2 separate regions of the Mus musculus genome follow, and region 1 is linked to region 2. The links are chromatin contacts, found by Hi-C or POLR2A ChIA-PET in ENCODE. All regions are on one chromosome and are shown on one strand. The core of a region is the stretch at or near the end of the contact, and the rest is flanking DNA. Distances in the headings are between cores, read along the strand shown.

Region 1 (3,034 bases), core at 44-2,543, 38 kb after region 2:
AATGCAACATCATATACACTGCTAGCCTCCTTTAAATTTTCTAGAAACACTTTTGTTTGGGGAACAGGGGTTCTTTGTGTAGGTCTGGTCATCCTGATGACCAGGCTGTTCTGGAACTCAAAGATCTGCTTGCCTCTACTATCCAAGTGCTGGGATTAAAGGTGTGCATCACCACTTCTGGTTCTAGACTTTCAAAAAATGTGCTCTAGTATTAGTGATATATTTTCCTACCTAATCTAGAAACAAGAACAACAGAATCACTATTTTAAGACCACAACATACAATTAATAAAGAATTATATTTAAAAATTAAGTGGCTGATTTTAACTTAATCTTTTAAAAGAACTATAAGGGGACTAAAACAATGCTTGAGAAAAACATACAGATTTGTTCTTCTCCCGAGTGTGAAAGCCTGAGGTTTAAGAACAAAGACAGTAATAGGAAACATATGGAAAAGATCGGTAACTAAATGGAATCTTGGCCCAAGTGCGGTCTGCCACATTTCACATACCAATGTCTCGAGTAATAGACTAGATGTTTACAATGTTGCCAAAGCACCGTTGAAATACTATATACTTTTCTTAAATCTGAAACATTAAAATAAATCCTCTAGGTTACTTATAAAGTCTAATAGAAAACACTGTTTTGAAGAACCAAAACTTCTCAAGCTTGAAAGAATGTCTTTCCAAAAAACTCAACAGCTGATGCCAAGAGACACAGCTAACTCTGTTTAACTATGAAAACATTAGCACAAAAATGTAGCCTTGCAGTAAGCAGGCTTGCTAGCTGCAACTCTTAAGGAGGGCTCCTTCAGCAAATGAAGAAAGTTTCTAAATCCATACAATAAAAGGTAGAAGAAGTGACTGAGCAGCAGAGGCTTTTATTCGATCCCACTTAAAGACAAAGTGGACTATAAAATTATTTTGTGTACTGAGCCGAAAGGCAAGGCACTAGCATACATAGCTGAGGGAATTCATTTCTCTTTAAAAGTTATTAGTAGTCTTTATAAGTGGGAAAGCTGTGCCTTTAATCTGTGAAACCAATGCACTCTACTGCATTCTCAAAGTAAACTAGATGTGAAATGCTGTATGTTTCCACTTCTGATTCTTAGTCAAGAGTCAAAGGAAAGCACTGATGTGAATGCAAGCCTCTGTCAACCCAGGAACCGGATACAATTTTGAATTCCACCTTAAATTGCTGAGACACTGGGCTCCAGGTCACAGTGGACTTTAATCTGAAGAATTCTTTGGCATAAAAATGAAAATAAAAACAGTAATCAGTACATGTTGTTTCATTTAGTCTTGTTTGCCTTTCATATTAAGAGAAAATTCTTGCCACACCTCAAACCAAAATTAAGGAGAAAAGAAAGAAGTTAGCCACATAAATCTGACCAAGAGCACAAACATCTTACTTTGAATCCACAAAATTCTGTATAATGAAAAGAAGTACAAAATTTTAATTCAACCCAAGTGTTTTCCAAGCAGATTGTATTTACTTAAATTGCTCCAGTAATTCAAAGGACAGCCCTGTCTGCACACTGAGTTACTGTGGATTTTTAAGAAACTTCGCTAAAGAATTTAGGCATTTCTGATTCAGTTAAAGGATTGCCAATTCATCAGTCCCTGAAACTAGAGCAATCTCAACAGGTATGATGATAAAGTAATTTTCAACTCTTAAAGTATGTATTCTTACTGTTACAAAAGTGTCTTAGGGTTGCTAAATATTAAATTAGACTGCACTTATCATAAAAGCGCAATCGGGGAAGCAAAATCTGACTAAAAATTAAATTAAAATTTCGATTAAGCAAAATGTTTAAGCAAAAAGACCAGCAAGGTGAGTTTAAATTTCTGATTTAAAATGACTCAATAAGCAATATTTGTTTAGATTATTTTTAAAATAAAACTGGACAAAGGGAAAGAATCTTCGGTTAAAGGAATCAATTTCTCTTTAGTTTCTTGGGTTTGTTTTTCTGCTCTTAATTTTAAATGACAAAAAATTTGCTAAACAATTTTGCTAAAAAAAAATGCTTTGTTGTAATTTTTTCTACTGGGCAAATTTCTGATTTAGAATGTTTGTTTTCATTTGTATCATTCCCAAGACAGGAACATTTTGTCTGGTTATTAAAGGATTCTTAAGTTTAAGTTAATTACGATTTAAATGTATTGTGTATGTATGTATGTATGTATGTATGTATGTATGTATGTACGTATGTATGTATGCATGTATGTATTATTTTAACTGAGACACACTTTTTTTAAAGAGCAAAAGACTAAATTTAAAGTTGTCTTAGACAAGAATTAACAGGTACAGATGATCTTTATATCCTGGCTTCTATGGCCTATCAGTAAAACGGTTAAGAGCTTTAAAACAGTGACATGCTACAATGCTTTTACCTTTAAGTTTCCAGAACTAAGTAAATTATAACACTTTTATTAATTTGGATTAGGACCTACATTCATTTAAAAACATGAGTGTTTTTCTTCAAGTAAGAGAAATGTTATGATAAAGAAACTCTTATTGTGTTATTTGCAAAATTCATATTAATGGATAATTTCTTAAATTTTACATTGTTGCTTTGCTTTATTTTTTCTTCATCTCTCATATTTCTAATAGACAATATAAGTAAGAAATATCACATATTGTTATATAGAAATAAGTACAAAAGATAACAGCTAAGTTCTCTAACTTTTAACCATCTAAAGAAACCAGCATGGTGAATGCCTAGAGAAATAAACATTAACAGAGAAAGGCACTGCTAACAAGCCATAACCTGTGACTTAAGTCACTCATTCCATAGATCTTTGACTGCTTAGAGCAAGTGCACTGCACTGAGGCTTTGTTAAAACCTAGAGACTGGGAAATGAGATGACTCACAGTGAGTTACTCTGATGGTCTCTGAGTTATATTACAAAGAACAGGGCAGAAATTGTAGAATATGGAAGCAAAAGTAACCAAATATGCTCAGCAATGACTAAGAAGAGACTCACTGGGTAAAATGAATTAAAATCACTAAAGAGAAAGAAGGTACCACAGTG
Region 2 (3,209 bases), core at 445-2,944:
CTTCCCATGCTGATGGGGTTGGGGAGCCCCTCAGTCCCAGCTTGCTTACCCTGCTGTACCCTGGGCAAAGTTAGGATACAGCATCAACTCTCACCCAGCTAAAACACATGCATACAATTCCCAAATAAAACTTTCAAATGCTCATGACAATCCTTCAAAAGGTAATTACCTCTGTTGAAATGTTCATAATATGTGTCACATTCCTACAATGTTTATAGTAGTGAGATGAACTATCACTAACCACAATGACACCGGTGACTTTCAAACCCATAATGTTGAATGAAGAAAAACAGACACATGAAGAATGTGGACACAGGTAACTTTCAAAACCTTAGTGTTGGATAAAAAAAGATAAGACACATGAAGAATGTATTATGTGATGGCGCGTGAACAAAGCTCAAAAGTAAGCTCTGATGCTGAATTATCTTTGTCGGGGAAGAGGAGAGGGATTCAGATTCTTGATCAAGAATTAGGACTCATTGAGCTGTACCATTATGGTATGTTTACCTCTTTGAATATGTTTTAATAAAATATTAAAATATAAAACCTGTCATTGTGTAGGACAAACTGAATTTCACTCATGACCTTCCTTTTTATGTCTATGCACTGATAGAATTCAGGCAGAGGTTGGCTGCTCTGGGCACAAGGATTAATAAACTACAGTTCATAATCTCATCCTGTTTCCAATGCATCAAGTTAGCAGACACATTTACAACTAAAACATAAGTGCATAACAGAGCATGAACATCTAACTCCAAATAAGATGTTGCTGAGAGGGCTGCAGCTCACTTGAGATGCAAATAACGGGATATCTAGGAGTGCTAAGCTGCCTGTGACATCAGACTTGAGGTTAAAAGATGAGTTCTTTACCTAAGGAAGGAGAGGATGAATCCCTAATTAAGCTTCCCTGACATGTGTGAGACACAAATTTTTTATGGTTGTAACTGGCTTGATTTGTGCCATTTCTTTGCGGTGGGAACCATAGATGATACTTTTTGACTGGAGAAACTAGATTTCTGCTAACTCACTAGATACCTTCTGTACCAACTGAGTATTTCCCCTTAGGGTCAATAAACCGCCCGTTCTTACAGGATTCTGTGCTTCAAGGATGTGGGGCTGGGTAATCTCTTGGAGTGGAAAGGGGGAAATGATTTTCTTCTTGAAGAATGGCATCTCTTGAACACTAGTGAGAAGGGAGCTGAGACTCTTGCAGAGGAAAGGTGGAGTTACCTGACTCTGCTTAGTTATCTGTACCACAACAGACGCAGGCCCAGGAAGAGTTTAAAGGGCCTGGCTTGCAGTTCCCAAAGAAGTCTATTGTGGGGTTAAAAGCTTACCCCCCCCCCAAAGGCTTGAGACATCTGCTTAACATAATAGCTTCAATCACTATAAGAAAACAAAGTCATGGCTACTTAGGTACATGTAGACTTTGGGTAAACATATAATATGGGTGTTTTTTACTAAGATTGGTAATTGTTTTATTAGCCTATAAACAGTGAGTGATTTCTGAAATTAATTTATAGGTATTCATTTATGTTAGAGTTTCATAAAGTATTCTCAAATCACGTATTTCTACAGTGACTACAGTTTCAATGGCCAGTTGCCATGAATTATTAAGCTTTTTTTTTTTTAACTTCCAAATCTTCCAGTAGACGTCTAGAGTTTAGCTAGAAGTTTTGGCTATGGTACAAACAGTGATGGAAAACATATGAGCAGTAACAAGTTTTAATCTCGCTCTTCAGTACTAACATGGACTAATCTGTGGAAGCAGTTTATTCCAGTATCACCCAGGAGCAGCCACACAGAGGCTGGTAGGAGGGCTGGATTTTTGTTCTCTTTTTTTCTTTTCTTTAAATGTAACACTTCTTTATTTTTTCTTCTTGAAGAGTCTTGAGGATACTTACATTGCAGTTAAGTAGTACAGGGTGGATAAATTCTACTTTGAAGAAAACTTCTCTCCTCTGACAAGGTAGGTTTTCATGTCTGTATTACACATACCAGTATACAATTATTTTATTGTTAAACTAAGAAAGCACTAATACTACTAATAAACATGTGTGAGTTATACGGTAAAATTTAAACCAGAAGTATGTAGTTCCTTAGCATTATATAAAAAACTCTGTGAATTTTGTAACTAAAATTACTTTAGTTTTATGTCTTATAATAAAGTTATTTAAAATATTATGCATTTTGAAAACAAAGTAAAAAACTTTCACTAATGCTTTATCATATTAACATGACTGATTTTAAAAAGTAGACAACTTATACAACCTTTTAGGAAAACAATATTACTTTAATAATGTTAATGAAGTTTGAACATATTAGATATATTAAATGAAAGTTTTTTAACTATGTAAATCTATGATACCACTTTTATCTCTACCACTGAAAACCTGTACTTTTTTCTTGACAATTGTCTTATTGTACAATGAAAAAGTACTGGGCAATTATAACAGAAATCAACATAATTTCAAGAAAGAATACCTATCAGCAATAGTTTAACCAGGTTTATATTTCATATGAAAAATAGAAACTTCTTTTCATAAACCTCATACTTAGACTAACACACAAAGATTTCCTTTGTTCTTTCACAAAGTACGTTTTATTTTTTACAAAGTATATTATTATATATCTTAGATTTTAAAAATTAATAATGCTTTCACCACTTTTCTTCCAGTTATCTAAATGGAACATAGTATTCTTTCATGCTCATGTGTTCAGAGGAGTGGCAGCCAGTAAAACAGTGGCCACATGTTATAAGGACTGAGTCACAAAGTCACAAAGAACCTGAGGGGTTTCTGTGTATCTTATCAATTGCTCTAAAAGTAGCATGCTTTTTAATTTTTCTTGTAATCCAATCAAGAATCATTATGTTGAGAAAGAGAGAGAGAGAGAGAGAGAGAGAGAGAAAAGAAAACAGGGAGGAAGAGAGAGAGGGGGAGGGAGGGAGGGAGGGAGGGAGAGGGAGACACACACAGACACACACACACAGAGAGAGAGAGAGAGAGAGAGAGACAGACAGACAGACAGACAGACTGACTGACTGACTGACTGAGGGAGCAGCTGGAGCTCAAGCCCCAGCTCATGTGGAAGTATCCAAGCTGCTGTTCCTCGTTTGGTTTTGGCATGAAGCACTGTAGTGTAGTAGTGGAAAGAATGGAAGCGATGCACTCTTCTGTTACATCTAACCACTACATTAAAAATGGATA

What was found. A loop is a pair of places that touch in the nucleus more often than their neighbours do. ChIA-PET counts read pairs that join two places held with the same protein, here RNA polymerase II (POLR2A).
Region 1: a map of heart shows a loop between it and region 2 (2.3-fold over the local background). The contact joins the promoter of Omd here to the promoter of Aspn in region 2. A Hi-C loop is called at or near these places in 2 of 37 maps with a recorded cell type or tissue (both heart). POLR2A ChIA-PET finds 5 or more read pairs at or near these places in 1 of 5 experiments (Patski).

Annotation. Positions count from the first base shown.
Region 1 is chr13:49,581,169-49,584,202 of GRCm38, forward strand. It overlaps Omd (osteomodulin), which reads left to right and starts at 1,294. Exons shown (of 3, transcript NM_001360708.1): 1 at 1,294-1,645. All of the region lies in intron 5 of Cenpp (centromere protein P), which reads right to left.
Region 2 is chr13:49,542,749-49,545,957 of GRCm38, forward strand. It overlaps Aspn (asporin), which reads left to right and starts at 1,695. Exons shown (of 8, transcript NM_025711.3): 1 at 1,695-1,969. The region is part of intron 5 of Cenpp (centromere protein P); the gene reads right to left.